2 separate regions of the Mus musculus genome follow, and region 1 is linked to region 2. The links are chromatin loops, found by intact Hi-C in ENCODE. Cell type or tissue: heart. All regions are shown on one strand.

The links. Hi-C counts contacts between places; a loop is a spot of excess contacts. Peaks named below come from ENCODE experiments on the same cell type or tissue, not always from the same donor. Only the 100,000 strongest peaks of a DNase experiment are listed, where the experiment ranks them.
Region 1: it touches region 2 in a loop (2.0-fold over the local background); 2 of 42 quality-filtered maps call a loop at or near these places.

What each region holds. Positions count from the first base shown.
Region 1 is chr12:4,453,531-4,461,530 of GRCm38, forward strand. The region is part of intron 1 of Ncoa1 (nuclear receptor coactivator 1); the gene reads right to left. Gm51963 reads left to right here and starts at 6,073. Exons shown (of 1, transcript XM_030247018.1): 1 at 6,073-6,568. The coding sequence starts at 6,134. The coding sequence ends at 6,502. In heart, a CTCF peak has its summit at 7,614 (motif pointing right); no DNase peak of the experiment used is centred here.
Region 2 is chr12:4,388,318-4,396,317 of GRCm38, forward strand. The region is part of intron 2 of Ncoa1 (nuclear receptor coactivator 1); the gene reads right to left. Among named protein-coding and RNA genes, the nearest start is that of Gm51963, 67 kb to the right of the region's middle. In heart, CTCF peaks have their summits at 2,602 and 4,558 (motif pointing left); a DNase peak (open chromatin) is centred at 3,954.

The DNA.
Region 1 (8,000 bases), 65 kb after region 2:
TAACATCGTAAAGGAATAGCTAGATATTACATATGTCTTGTACTCTTCTCCCACAATTAAACCTTAGCCAGGTTTTACATCAAAATATCAACTTATCAGATACTCAGGGACACAGCAGCATGGTAAACTAAATCAAAATCCAGACTGCAGAAAATTCTATAGGGCAAACCACCCAGGTTCTTCAAAAGATAAAATTACAAAGGGAGTGTGAAGAGGGGAGGAGTGAGAAGGAGGGGAAGGAGGAGAGGGACTTAATTTTTTTTAAGTCTCACAAAAAAGGAGGCTGTAGTGCAATGTCATGTACTTCACTCTGAGGGAGCAGATACACGAGTGGCATAACCTGAAGCTTTATCTTTGGAGCATTTCTTTGTAAATCAATAAACTGACACGCTTTTGAAAAAGAAACGGAGCAACAACAGGAGGCCTTCACACTGCCTATGCTGCAGGATGAGTAAACTTATGCTAGAGATTATTTCCAAAGCCTTCAGACTCATGGGTTGTTAAAATGAGCTCCACTCTCAAATCTGTAAGAGATGGCAGAAGCAAAGATCAAAGAATAAAAAAATAAAATACAAGAGAAGCCACAAAGGAACATGTATGTAATTGAAGCTTGAGAGAAAATCCATGCCTTCAACAGGATTGGCTCTAAAAGGGACTGATCTAGAAGCAGTCTACCTACTGTGGTGGGAAATGGACATTTTAGTATGGACTTATTGAGGAGTAATCATTAATGAGAATTAATGTGACAATTCAATATGAGCATGCATTAGAATACAAATCACTCATTTTCATAGTCCAACCCCCAATATTTGAGACAGCTCACAGGGCTGCATTACAGTTTGTGACGGTTTCAATATGAGGTGTCTGCCACAGAGTCCTGTGGCGGTACTGCTCTTCAGCTGTGGTAACTGCTTCGGGAGGTTGTGGAAACTTTGGGAGTGAACACAGGTGGAGGAAGAAGGCCACTGTGGTGTGACTTTGAAAGTTACACTGGGTCCCTAGTCCTTTTCTTCTCTCTGCAGCTGGTGTGCCAGATAAGTAACTCTCCTCTGCCACACACACCCACTGCCATGAGAGCCAAAAAGCCATGGATGGAGCCCACGAAATCATAAGCCAAAATAATCCTTGTTCATTTAAATAGCCTCTGCCAAACATAGGGTTACAGCTACACAAAGGTAACTAATAAAAAGAGAAAGAAAATGAAGACTATTAAGATTAAGTCAACAGTAAATATACCATTTAAATCATATGTCACAAATTCACATGCCATTGTAAGGGAAAGGCCACCTGTGAGGCTCCAAGCTCCCTACTAAAGAGAGAAATCTCATCAAGTCTCTGGAGTTGTGATGACTATGTAGTATAAACAAGCTGGTCAAAGGAAAAACAGCTTGTCCTGGCACCATGATCAGGGACAGTCTAGTACAAGTGTTCTAATGTTAACAACACTGAAGAACAAAACAAGAAAATACTCATAGCTCATCTTCACTGAGCCTCCCACCCCCAGGCAGGACCGCTAAGCCTTTTCCTGTGAACACTCAGGAAGTAGCTATAATTGCCATTATTACTATTTTCTAGATGAAGAGCTACAGCCCCAGCAGGTGAAGCTGCACGGTCCAGGAGTCAGCAGAGCAGCCAGGCTCAGGAAGTCCAGCTCCAGCGCCCAGCGCCTAACCCTTACACCATGCATCCTCACCAGTAAGGTGAGGGCATGAGCATTTGCCTCGGCTAAGAGTATTTGTCTATCCAATCTTGTCTCATTGTATGAGTATCAGCCCTCAGATCAGCTGTTAATAGTTCCCGTAGTAGCAGTAGTAGCAAAACTGACAAGGGCACCACGATAAAGGAGATAAAGCCTCACCGAGAAAGCCACAATAAGAAGTGTAGTCAATTTCACAATGCTGTTTGTTTTAATGCCTCTCAGTAAAGGTTGATTGCATTATACTGAAGAAAGCTCTGTAAGAGCAAGTTTACCCCGCTCTAAACAATGTCGTCAACACAGCCTGTTCTCAGACATTCTGATTTGATCCAGGTAAAAACTGATTGGCTGTAAAGCAATGTACTGAGTATGTTTTCCGGAATTCTCCAAGAAATGATAACTCTGATTACTAGGTATATTTTAAAAGATTAAGCAACAGTGCCGAAGTAGATACACACTTGCTTGAGTGAAGCTAAATGATAGCATATGCATATGTACATATATTCCATAGTCAATCAAGTACAGAATATTTTCTTATAAAAAATTAAGGAATTGGTAACATGTCAAAGTAGCCAGCCAACCTATGTTTTCATGGCAGCTAGCCAAATAAGTAAAGGGCCATAACTGAAAATAGTTCTGAGGAGTTACCAATTAACTAGCAGACAGTTCATTCCTAGCATTCAACACAATGTGGTCATAACTCTGTGTGAGTGTGTGTGTACACGCGCATGCACAGCATGTGTGTGCATGATGCTAGGAATTGAACACAGGACCTTGTACATGCTTGACAAGTGCTCTACCATTAAGCTATATCCTTAACCCTTGGCTTTGATCTCACTAGTTATGTAAACTGGCCTTGAACTCACTGAATAGCTTAGGCTAGCCTCCTACTGGCAATCCCCCTGCTTCTGTCTTCTAAATTCTGAGACTACAATATGTACAATATGAGACTACCATGCTTGGCTAGAATAATCATAAAATTCTGACATAGAAAATTGTCAAAGGCTTTCCAAAACCTCAGTTCAGTCGTAAAATTAACTAAGTTAAACACCTATAGACTACTTAACAGGCTTCCACAGATAGTTATCAAAGATGTCAGCTGAATATCTAGAGATATATGTAGAAATACATAGGAGTTTTGAAGTAGACTATATATATTTCTGAAAGAAGTAATTAGCAAGCTTTCAAAGCCATCCCTTGTTGGTGTAAACACAACTAGAACATTAATATATTAAGCCCATAAAAGAAACAATTAATTTTAAAAGGGGTGGAGGGGGCAAGCAGCTCAAAAGGATAGTGAACAAACCTGAATACTAGAACTTTAGTATGGGAAATCCTAAGTACAATAAATATTTGATAAGATTATCAGCTTTACCAATAGTCAAAGTACTATAAACTACAAGGTTATCATCTTCAACCAGCAGATATGTCCAACTAGAAATGACAGATAAACATAGTGAAGGCAAGGAAAGTAGCTGCTATTATATGCTGCTAGTGGAAAGGTAAATTAATGTAGCCTTTGAAGTGAAAATTTGAATGAACATCAGGTGCTTATCCAATAATCTCATGGACACGTTCTCATAAATGTGAAACAGATACAAGATATTTACTGAAACATATTTTGCAACAGAAAATCTGTTTGACTTGGGCTAGCAACATGGCTCAACTGTTAAAGGTGATTGCTGCCAAGCCTGAGGACCTAAGATCCCACATGGAGACTGACAAGGAGAGACCCAACTCCCACAAGGTGTCTTCTGACTTCCATAAGTGTGTCAGCACACGTGTGCCCACACACATATACACAAATGCACACAAATTAAATACATATTTCTTAAAAGCAGGTATCTAAAAAACTTTATCTTAATATTCATGAAAAGGAAACTGGTTAAATAAACAACATAATATACAATTGTAAGGCTAGTTACCCATTGAAAAGATAAAATGGCTCCTACATATTCTAGCAGACAAAAAATATCCATGAGTGTAAGTAAAAAAAAAAAAAGGCCAATAACAACATATAAGGTATTTTCTTTTCTTTTTTGTGTCTAAGTGAATGTGTATGTGAGCAATAGATGTACCAACAAGGATCTAGAATAGTCAAGAATCTTTCAAATTCCAAAAGCCAGAAACCCAATTCACACTAGCACTAGCAAATAAAGCAACCAATTAGGTCATTTAACTGAGAAATAATGGGTAGGTCTTATTTAAGGTTCAGTAGTGTCCAAAGGCTCTGTGCTCATGCACACCAGAGTACATAAAAGAGTGATTATTGTGAATCTCTGGCTCAGGCAGTCTGTATGCTGGTTTCTCTTAGTGTACGGATCTGGAATGTTCCCCCAAAGGCTCATGTGTCAAAGGCTTGGCACTCTGAGACAAGTGGTGCTCCTAAGAGATAGTAGACACTTTAGGCAGAGCCTAGTTGTTAGACAAGGGACTTAGGAGGGATGCCTTTGTTCCAGGACCAGTCCTCTTTCTCTGCTGTCTGGGTGTCATTCCACATCCAGCTTTACTCTACCATATGAGCCCTGCCATGGCCTTCTCCCTCACAGTGTCCCAGAAAGAACAGACAAGAGACTGGGGCCCAACACCATGAGCCGAACTAAATATTCCCTGCTTTGAGATGATATTCTCCCATGTTTTGTCAAAGTGACGGAAAACTAATGGCCTCATTCCTTCCCACAGCAAATCACTGACCTCATGGTACTACTTCTACTTTCATCCAGGTTAGCAATTCCAATGGGATAAGCCTGGCCCCTCACCCTACATGGTTTTGAATCTCAGGTAAGTACACTAAAACTGCTTTGCTTTGGTTACATGACTATCCATTTTGCCACAATCACTATATCCAAGGGAAAGGGGCATTATTAAAGACCATGCTACTACCTAAAACAAAAAATAAAGAGCAGGTACTATTAGATAGCCTAAATTAACATATTTTCTGAAATTTCATCTCTTAACTCTATATACTTTCACTCATTTGGATTTATTATTAGGATGCAGCCAAGTATTATATATATTGTTTACTTTTTGATTCAAAGAGAAAAAAATATTGTAATATGGTTAAAAAATTCAAGTTCTAGAAAGTGCAGGATTGATAACTTTAGAACAGAAGTGGAAACTATATATGGAAAATAAATAGTTTCATCACCTATAAAGATCTACACTCGTGAGGTAGTGTGAATGAGGATGCCCCCCCCCCATGCTCCTGCTGTTTGCATGTTTAAATGCTTGGCCCCCAGTTGGTGGAACTGTTTGATAAGGATTAGGAGGTGTGGCCTTTTTGGAGGAAGTGTATCACTGGGGGAGGGCTATGAGATTTCAAAAACCCATGCCATTATAGTTAGCTTTCTCTCGACCTCCAGTTTTGGGATAAGATGTAAGTGTTTAGCTACTGCCCTAGTGTCTGCCCTGCGTGCCTGAGATCATACACTACCCCTACGTCCCACCCTACAACCACACCCTCCCATCTCCCCTGACATGATGTCATGGACTAACCCTCTAGAACTGTGATTCCCCCCCCCACACACACCCCAAATGTTTTCTTTTATAAGGTGTTTTGGTCATGGTGTGTCTTCATAGCAATGGAACAGTAAATAAGGGAGTGACCTAGTTATGTATAACTGGTCAGAATTTTAACAATACCTCAATAGCCCTTATCAAGCAAGCATTAGAAAGGTAAACAAAAAGGAAACAGTTTGGGTAAGAGAAAAGTGAAGACCTCCAGAGATACTACAGATACATTTTCAGATGTCAAAACGTTGCCACTGGTATCCCAAAGCCCTGCACTCCTTCTTGTTCAGCCTATAATCTTATCAACCAGGTGCTGGAAGGAGGAAGGCTCTAAAGAGCTTATATCACAGCAAATAGTCACTTTGTGTGAGTTTCAAATATCTACTCCACAAAAGCAGGGTAAAGCTTATTGTTTATAGTAGAGACAACAGTAAAAGTTACTCTTTCATTGACTTAGAGGTTAAAATTCAGCACTTACAAGCTCTTTTTTACAAATGGTTTAACAATAAAAAAAAATTGTGTTCAGGAGCTGGAAAAAGAGCTCAGAGGATAACAGATTCCATTCCACATTATGGTTCACAACCATTTATGACTCCAGTTTCAGAGGTTCTTATAGCCTCTGCAGGTACCAGGCAAGTACACAGTACATACACACACACAACACACACACACACACACACACACACACACACACACACACGCACGCGCGCGCGCGCATGTAAAACACTCATACACATAAAATAAATAAATCTTTTTAAAATTATATTTAGCCAGATATAAAGGATTTAGTGTTGTTCAACAACTCTCAAACAGGGTCTTCCTATCTTCATATTCACCTCAATAAAGAAAGTTAGTTCTGGGACCTCGCGTGGTGAATAAGGAAGCCGGGAGCAGCCCTGCCTCTCCTTTTCTCCGGCGGCCGGGAAGATGGCAGACATTCAGACGGAGCGTGCTTACCAAAAGCATCCTAAGATCTTTCAAAACAAGAAGCAGGTTCTGCTGGGAGAAACCGGCAAGGAAAAACTCCCTCGGTACTACAAAAACATCGGTCTAGGCTTCAAGATGCCCAAAGAGGCCATCGAGGGCACCTACATAGACAAGAAATGCCCCTTCACTGGTAACGTCTCCATCCGAGGTCGGATCCTGTCTGGTGTCGTGATGAAGATGAAGATGCAGAGGACCATCGTCATCCGCCGGGACTATCTCCATTATATCCTGTCCCCCTGTTTCAGGGATGTACAGATCGGAGACATTGTCACAGTTGGAGAGTGCAGGCCCCTGAGAAAGACTGTGTGATTCAATGTGCTCAAGGTCACCAAGGCTGCTGGCACCAAGAAGCAGTTTCAGAAAGTTAGTTCTGGGCTGGGCAGTGGTGGTGAACGCCTTTAATCCCAGCACTTGGGAGGCAGAGGCAGGCGGATTTCTGAGTTTGAGGCCAGCCTGGTCTACAGAGTGAGTTCCAGGACAGCCAAGGCTACACTGAGAAACCCTGTCTTTAAAAAAAAAAAAAAAAAAAAAAAGTTAGTTCTGAAGCTGGAGAGATGGCTCAGTGGTTAAGAGCACTGACTGCTCTTCCCGAGGTCCTGTATTCGAGTCCCAGCAACCACATGGTGGCTCACAACCATCTGTAATGAGATCTGATGCCCTCTTCTGGTGTGTCTGAAGACAGCTACAGTGTACTCATTAGCGATAGATAGATAGATAGATAGATAGATAGATAGATAGATAGATAGTAAGTTAGTTATTGGTCTGGCAAGCAAAGCCATCCTCTGCTCACTTATGTCTTCTGTCTGGATTTTCTGACCCCTTATGCAGCACTCTATGACTACCTAAGGAAGTAACGTGTCATTTTGGGAAAAGCCACAATAACCAAAGAAGCTATTTCATGTTCCAGAAAATATACATTGAAGCTTCATTATCTGCCTACATATCAACCCCATTTTCATGTACCATGGAACAATGCCATAAGCATCCTTCCAAATCCTACCAATTCTAACTCACATCCACTTCCTGCAGGAAGTGCCAGTCTCCAAGCACCATCGTGACAGCTTTATAAATACACACTATGAGTAGAGAACTCTGAAAGCACTAGAGTACAGACTAGTAGAGAAATCATCTCTCCCCTTTGTAATTTACAATTGGGCTAGAGGGACAGATTACAGGTAAAAATAGAAACAAGCCAACAACAATAATTTTCAAGCAAGTGCTAAACATGTGCATGTTGAAATACATACTCCCATGAGACATGTTTGCACTGTTTTATTTTTTCTAATTTGTATATAGTTTAAGACAGAAGAGACCGCCTTATAGAAATTATAATCTTTTTGGTTTTTTTAAAGATTTATTTATTTTTATGTTATGCATATAGATGCTTTATCTGTATCTATGTCTGTGTACCATAAGTATGCCTGGTGCCCTTGGTGGCCAGAAGAGGGCATCAGAGCCACTGAGCAGAATGGCAGTCACAGATGGGTGTTAGTTGCCATATGGGTGCTAGAAGTTGAATCCAGGTCATCTGGAAGAGAAACCAGCCACTCAGCCACTGAGCCATGTCTCCAGGCCTCATTATAACCTTCCTGATGGAGAGGAACTTGGAGAACAACTTTTGGTGCCTCCTATTACTATGGGTGTTCAATAAGAAAAAAACTTCCCGTGTAAAGAACATGTTTAAACAAACAAACAAACAAAACCAGAAAAGTAGTAATGATCAAGATCATAGGATGTTTTCCCCCAGCGCCTCTACGGACAGAGGCAGAAGGGAGCACAAGTTTGTTTGCTCAGCCATGACAAGGGT
Region 2 (8,000 bases):
CAGTAAACCGCCATTCTTTAAGACAGTTGTAACTGCTCGGACTCCCAGCACCACACACAAAAGTGTAACTAATACACTACCCTTGACGCAAGCAAACCAAGAGAACATGTGTGTGTGTGTGTGTGTGTGTGTGTAATGGAATATAGAAATTATCACTCTTAATACAAAACATTTCTTAAAAGTAAACTATATTTTCATTTAAAATAAGCTAAAGTCCTAGAAATGAGCCACAGCAACAATCAAGCAAATATACACAAAGAAAGGGGAATTTTAGTTATAATTAAAATAAAAATAAAGCAACTGAAAATTAAAAATATTTGAGTTGGTAGTAGAGTTCTAGCCTAGCCTGTATGATGTCCTGGGTTTGCGGTCCAACACCACACACACACACACAAACACACACTTGACATAGACATGAAAAGAGAAAAGAAATGAAAAGTACTTGCTGAATTCCACCTCTAGGAAGGAGGTACCTTTTCCTATTTCTCCTTGTAAGTAAAAGTAAAAGCTATAGACATACTTATCACATCCATAAGGAAACTGAAAACAGAGAGACTACAGACCATTTGTGGATCTCATAATTCAAGGAAAAGCACATGGAAGATTTGTGAGTTTTCTTTTGTACCTTGTATGTGATAGAATAGGAAGCAAAGAAGCTGCCAACTTGGAAACACCTAGAAGCCAAGACCTCCCTAAAAACACCAAACAAACAAACAAACAAACAAACAAACAAAACAAAACCCTGTTCTCCCTTGCCAAACAATCAGGAACAAGACAACATGGGCAAAAGCTATTTTACTTAGCCAAACACAAAAAAATTGGGTGTGGGTGTAGGTCAGGGGTGGGTGAGTTAGAGTCCGATGGTTTCTATTCTACCACTGCCAATGCAGGGCACATGGAAGCCCCCCCTCAAGATACAGCAGGAAGGCCAGCTCTCCCAGCCAGAGGCATCTCAGAGCCCAGCAGTGAAGCCTGCCTGCTAGCTGGTAACAAGGCTATACAGAATGCCTGACATTGTCACTTACCCTCTCTGCCACAGGCTGGTGTCAGGGGAAGCCTCTGTGAGTTAGGCCTTTTACCTCTACACAGTAATGGGAATATGCCCCTGCAGAGGCCACATGGGGGATATTAATGAGGCACCCCTGCCTCTCTCAACCAGGAAGAAAGAGAACCAACCCCCAAGCTGAGTAATAAGAGTGGCAAGTAGGGAGTTGAACTCCTACCCACGGGTAATCAGACATCAGCCTTCCTTCCCATGCTGAAGCAACAATGGCAGAGGCTAAATACGGGGTTTATTTAGTTTTCTTTTTGAGACAGGATGTTACTTTGCATAGTACAGACTAGTGTCAAGCTTACAATCTTCCTCCCTCTGCCTTCCAAGTGTTAGAAGTTCAAAGATTCTACCACCATATCCAGCTAAACTGGGACATTTAAATAGATTGAGAATCTCAGAATACAATACCAATAATGTTCAAATATCCAATGAAAATCACTTATTTCAAAAACTAGGAATTTATTTTTAGATTTATTTTTATTATTTTTAGATCTGTGTGTGTGGGTACATGAGGAGTCAAGAGACTTCAGATTTCCCTGGAGTTGGTGCTACAGGTAGTTGTGAGCCACCTGATATGGGTGCTAGGAACCCAACTGGGGTCTCTATGAAAGGCTCTGAACCAATAAAGCCATTTCTCCAGCACCAAAAACCATGAACATTTATAACTGAATGAAAAAGGAAGATCTGTAGATACTAAGATGCTAGAGATGCTGAAATTATCCAAAAAGGGACTGTGACTGGCCATGATGAAATGAGTTGTCTGCCTTCTCTCTGTCTTTATTTTTCTCACATATTTGAAACAAAACAAACAAAATCCAAAGGAATAATATAGGGACATTAGCAAAGCAAGGGAGGCCATAAGGAGGGACTAAGGGGAGATTTCAGACTCAACCCAACAGCTAAAAGCAAAAATTGAATGGATGGGTGCAGAGGAAAGAATTGCAGGCCTGAAAGACAATAAAGCTTTGCAATTTTAACAACAGAGAGAAAGCAAACAGAGCGAGCTTCAGATCTGTGCATCATCTCACAAAAGGTAACAATTGGCCAGATTTAAACAAACAAACAAACAAAAGACATCGGGGTGGTAAATTGGTGGCAAGATGCTTCAGTGGGTAAAAGTGTTTGTTGAGAAAGACTGAGGATCTGAGTTCGATTCCCATAAGCCACACACACGAAAGCTGGAGGAGGGTGGATGCACTGTAATTCCAGCACCAGAGTGGCAAATAGGCTACCTGTCCTGGAAAAGTCAGCAAACAAGTGAAACTGAGACCTTCCCTTAACAAGGTGGTGGAACATCAAATCCACTATCAAGAGTTGCCCTCTAACCTACACACACACACACACACACACACACACACACGTGGAGGGAGAGTGAGCAAGCTTAAGTAATCTAAAACTAAAGAAAGCTCAACTAAGTATCAAGAATAATTCCCATAGAACCTTACCTCGGTTAAGCTTCAGAAAACTGAAGACACAGGAAAGGTAGGAAAAGCATGCTTTGCGTATGATGGGAAACCAACTCACGTGACAGCTGGTTTCTCATGACACACAGAGGAGGGAGAAGGAACTGCTATACACGTTTTCACTGCAGTCCTGGAATGCAATGCATCTGTGTATTCCTAACTCTTTTCTCTGGTTTCCTGTTCCTTGGTAAGCTTGAAGTCTGCTGCTGGGGTATAAGACCATGACTTGAAACAACAACAAAAGGAGAGTATGAATGATGTTGCTTTTTATTTAAAGAGTTTTAGTTTCTGATTGGCAGTAGGAAAAACTCCAGAGAGTAAACTAATCTGAAGCTTATTTTCAATCTTCTTGATAACTGGTCTATTTCTGTTTTACACTTACACCTAGGATTTAATTGTTCAGAGGTTTCCTCAAAAATCTGTAGTATTTACCAAGACCCTTCGCACTCTAGGACCAGGAAACTATTCAAAAAGACTATTGTACTGTTACGTCTCAAGTTGACACCGGCTAGAGTCATCTGGAAGAGGGAATCTCAACTGAGGAAATGCTCCCATTCGACTGGCCTGTCTGCAAGCCTGTGGTGCATTTTCTTGATTGATGTTGATGTTGATTGGGCCCATCCTACTGGGGGGTGGGGCAACCCTGGGTGAGTGGCCCTGGTGTTTTATCACAGCAACAATATCCTGACTAAAATGACTTTCCCTTAAGTAAATGGTGCTGGCAAAAATGGCAAGCCAATGGAGTAAGAGTAAATGTGATTTACATACTATACCAGCAAACAGAAAAAGGGGGAAAGGTCAAATGGATTAAATACTGAAATTAAATCTCATCATTAGAAAAAAGTGTTAACTGGAGTGAGAAGGTACCAAAGTTACAGAGTTATGTGTGAAGTAATACAAAAGAAATTCTGGAGATTTTTTTGGCATGGTAATATGAATTAACACTTAAAAATAGGTAAGATAATGAATTGTATAAAGTATTTTCTAACCAGTTTTAGTAAACATGTAAGTGAATATAGTTTCCTTTATAGTGTATAAAGGAAAATATTGATAAACCTGACTATTTATATGTATTTTGAAAGCTGAATACTAATAGTAAATAATTAACAATTAATTTTAACTATAATAATTGTATTATATTGAGATTATGGTATTTTAAAAAAATAGACAACTTTACCTTTTCTAGGGCCATAGTGAAGTATTTACAGACGAAAGGACATGATGCTTGTATTTGTTTCAAAATATGAGAGTAAAAGGTGTCGAAGAGGGTAAAAACAAAGTTGGCCCTGTGTTCTAATTGTTTGAGACAGACAAGAGTTCATTATTCTATTTTTAGCTATTTTCAAAATCAGGACCAGTGTAGTAACATTTCAAGAGCTGTGTAGATAACACCGTTAAAGGCTGCTGACGCAGCTCAGCTGGCAGACCTAACACTGACCTAACATTCAAGAAGCTCAGGGTCAGTCACCAGCATGCTGTGACCACAGGAGGTGAGGGCAGGACAATGACAAGTTCAGGGTCATCCTCAGCTACATAGCTAATTTGAGGCTAGTGTGGGCTATATGAGACCTTGTCTTTAAAAGAAAGAAAAGGCAAGCTAGCACAGTGTAGTAACTCTTAACCCCTCACCCCCCAAAAAGATGGCAATAGTTTTGAAACCAAAATATCCACTAGATTTCTAGATGAAATATAAATTACTAAATCCCATTTGTTTATTTATTTATTTACAAGTATAGAGTGGGCTGTACAACACAAGAAAGGCAGGCATGGTAACACATTTGTAATCCTGGCATTAGGAAGTAGAGAGAGGAGTGCTGTGAGTTCAAGGGCAGCCTGAGCCACAGTGTCTTAACCCACAGCAGATCTGTGTTAATCTGGGGCTAGGTAGATAGACGGCTTGGCAGTTAAAAGTACTTACTGTTCTTACAGAGAAGGGTGTGGGGGAGGTGTTCAGTTCCTCCACCCACATGGCAGCTTTCAACCACCTGTAACTCCAGTTCCAAATGATCTAGCACCCTCTATTGGACTGCTTGGGTACCAGGCATGCACACAGTGCACAGACACATCACAAACATAAAATTAAAAAACAATCAATAATAAACAAAGAATAGGTTGTGTTTTTTAGGGGCTGCGAAGATGGCACCATGGATAAAGGTTCTTGTTGCCACCACCCTGAATCCAATCCTGGGTGCACATATGGAAGGAAAGAACCAACTTCACCAGGTTGTCCCCTGACTTTCACACTGTGGCGTGAGTCCCTCATCATGTTCATATACACTTGCACACGTGCCCACACACTCATTAATACATGAGTAAAGACTTTATTTTAATCTAATTTTAAATCTGAGATTTACTCTAAGAAGCTCATTCACCTGTTTCTAACATTCAGTAACTCCTCAAAACTCTTAAAACCCATACATCTTACAAGATAGGGTTTAGTTTTACATCCTATCATTTTTGCTCTTCTGCTTATTCTCACTTTAGATCTACCGTTAAATAGTGTTAGTAAGTGACCATGCAGTAAACTACTTCCTAAAGTACAGTTCTAAGAATATAAATATGTGCATAGAAGTTTAAAACAACCATTATGTGCAAACTACAAGTTCTACACTCACCTACCCCACCAAACCAAGGCACTTTCTCATGCTTTATATGTCAAACTCCCCTAAATGCCTGGTCTGTGATTTTTCTCCATCAGCAGGGTCCTTTGCTATATACTAGGTTAGGCAAGTGGAAGCACACAGTGTACAACTGCCTGCGGCCACATTCTCTCACCCTGAACAATACTGCTACAGACCCATGCTGCTGCATGTGTCAATAAAGTCCTTCACTGCTTAGTCATCAACTTATGAATTTACCACACTTATCATTTCATACTTTCACAACCATGTGGGCTGTTTTCAGCATGTGTGGCTGTGAATAACATAGACGGATGTATTGCTTAATTAAAGATATGGACCAAGGTTGAATGTAAGTTGTTACCACTATGGGAAAGTGGAATATATGAAAATCTTGTCCAAATTTGCAACTTCTATGAGAATAGAAATTTGTTCCAGTACTAATTAATAACATAATTATACATATGTAATATTTTCATTGATCTGAGCCGTATTCAAGAGAACCAGTTTTTCTGCATCTTGGATGTCCTGGTACTGCCCTGATTTCCTATATTAGTTACGTTAAGCACTTGTTTAGTAGTGGATCATTGTATTGTCCTGGTTTCCTACACTAGTTACGTTAAGTACTTGTTTAGTAGTGGATCATTGTATTGTCCTGATTTCCTACATTAGTTACGTTAAGTACTTGTTTAGTAGTGGATCATTGTATTGTCCTGGTTTCCTACATTACATTAGTTACGTTAAGCACTTGTTTAGTAGTGGATCATTGTATTGTCCTGATTTCCTACACTAGTTACGTTAAGTACTTGTTTAGTAGTGGATCATTGTGGGTTTAATCTGAATCTCCCTGAGGCAGTGGAAAGACTGCAAGGCTCATAATTTCAACTATCTTTTCAATTGCACTTACTTCCAACTTTTGATGAAATATCTGTGTTTGATTAACTTTGTGTGTATGTGTTAGTACATGTCATGTCTGTGCAGATTATATTTGTGGAGGCTAACATGAAAATTCTTTTTCAATTACCTCTGGAATGTGAGGGCAATCTGGGTGCAACATCTGTCACCCCACTGATCGCCAGGGCTGATTCATCTGATCTGACTGTCTAGGCAGGTATGCCCTCCTGAAGCTGCACAATTGGCCAGTCCTCAGTTGATGGAAGGGACAACCTTCCCCAATAGAAGAGAACTTGTCTTTGGTTGAGGGCATATGAGTAGCTGCGCTCCCCTGATAGAACCTCCAAACAAGCTCTCAATTACCCTCTGATTTTTTTGAGGCAGAGTCTCTCACTGAACCTAGAAGCACATGATTTGCCTAAATTGCCTGCGCAGCAGGTCCCAGGCATGCTTCTCCCTCCACTGTCCAGCACTGGGACTATAACACCCAATCTTTCAAATAGATGCTAGGGATCCAAATTCAAGTCCTTATGTTTACATAGAAAGCACTTACTGGCCAGGTGTGGTGGCGCACGCCTTTAATCCCAGCACTCGGGAGGCACAGGCAGGCGGATTTCTGAGTTCGAGGCCAGCCTGGTCTACAAAGTGAGTTCCAGGATAGCCAGGGCTACACAGAGAAACCCTGTCTCGGAAAAAAAAACTAAAAAAAAAAAAGCACTTACTGACTTTTAGCCATCTCCTACAATCCCCATTTTGTTCATTTTGAAATTGGCTGTTTCTTTATTATAGAGGTTTGAGAGTTCTTTGCATGAGTTTGATACAAGTCCTTACTAGGTATGTCATTTGAAAATACTTTTCAGTCTGAAGATGGTACTTTCATTCTCAAAATGGTGTCTTTTGTAGCAAAAGCTTTTAATTTTTATGAAGCTCAATCTGCCACTCTTCTTTAACAGACCACACTGCTGGTTTCTTGTCTAAGAACTCTGTCCTACCCTTAAGCTATGAAGGTTTGTTTTCTACCTAAAGCTTTATGAATTCACAATTTACATTTTTAGACATAGAATGTCCTTGGAGTTAATGCTTTTGTAAGGTACGAGTACAACCACAGTCCATTTTCCTCATTAACAACAAAGGGTTTATTCACCTAGAAAAGCTAAGCCAAGGTCAAGAAACAGGGTGATCTCTATATTAAAGAAGATGACTTAGAGAACTGTGGGGGAGGGGAGATATATTAGCATTTTCTTTAAAGAGTGATTTTTCCCTTGAAATGCTACTTTGTTGAGGTAATAATTTCAAAATGCCATGATCAGAAAAAAAGCAAATTAAATATTTTCTGAACATCTGTCATATTCTTTGGCTAGGGCTGTATATTCAACCCATATGTTCCTATGTAAAAATTTTTACAATAAGTAACTTGTTGGCATTATTTCTGCTTTACAGAGAAAAACACTGAGCATACACAGCTCAAATGGTTTTATTTTCTTCTTTAGTCATATTTTCCTAATTTGTCTTTAAAATATTCTCATTATGAAAGAATGAAACCATTTCTGGAAAATCTCCACATAGGTGAGAAAATTAGTAAATCCTGCTACCAAGCTGCTGCAAATACATGACTGATCCGGGAAGGGTCTGCGAGCAGCAGCAGCAGCAGCAACAGGAAAGTGGTCCAGAACACAGCTATGAACACAGCTGAAGCAGATGGAAAACACAGAGCTTTAGCAAAGAAACAGAACATAGTTACAAATGGATATTTCAGAAGTAAAAATACAATATTCAAAATTAAGCTTACAGGATTAACTTATTAGCAAATGAAGATTCGTGAAGAATGAAAAGTGAACTTGAAGACAAATCAATAGAAACAATCAAATCTGAAAAGACACATAATCATGGGAGCCACAGGAAGTGAAGAACAATTAGAGAAATACATCATTTTTTTGTCTTCAAAGTTCCAAAAGGAGAAGAAAGAGAACG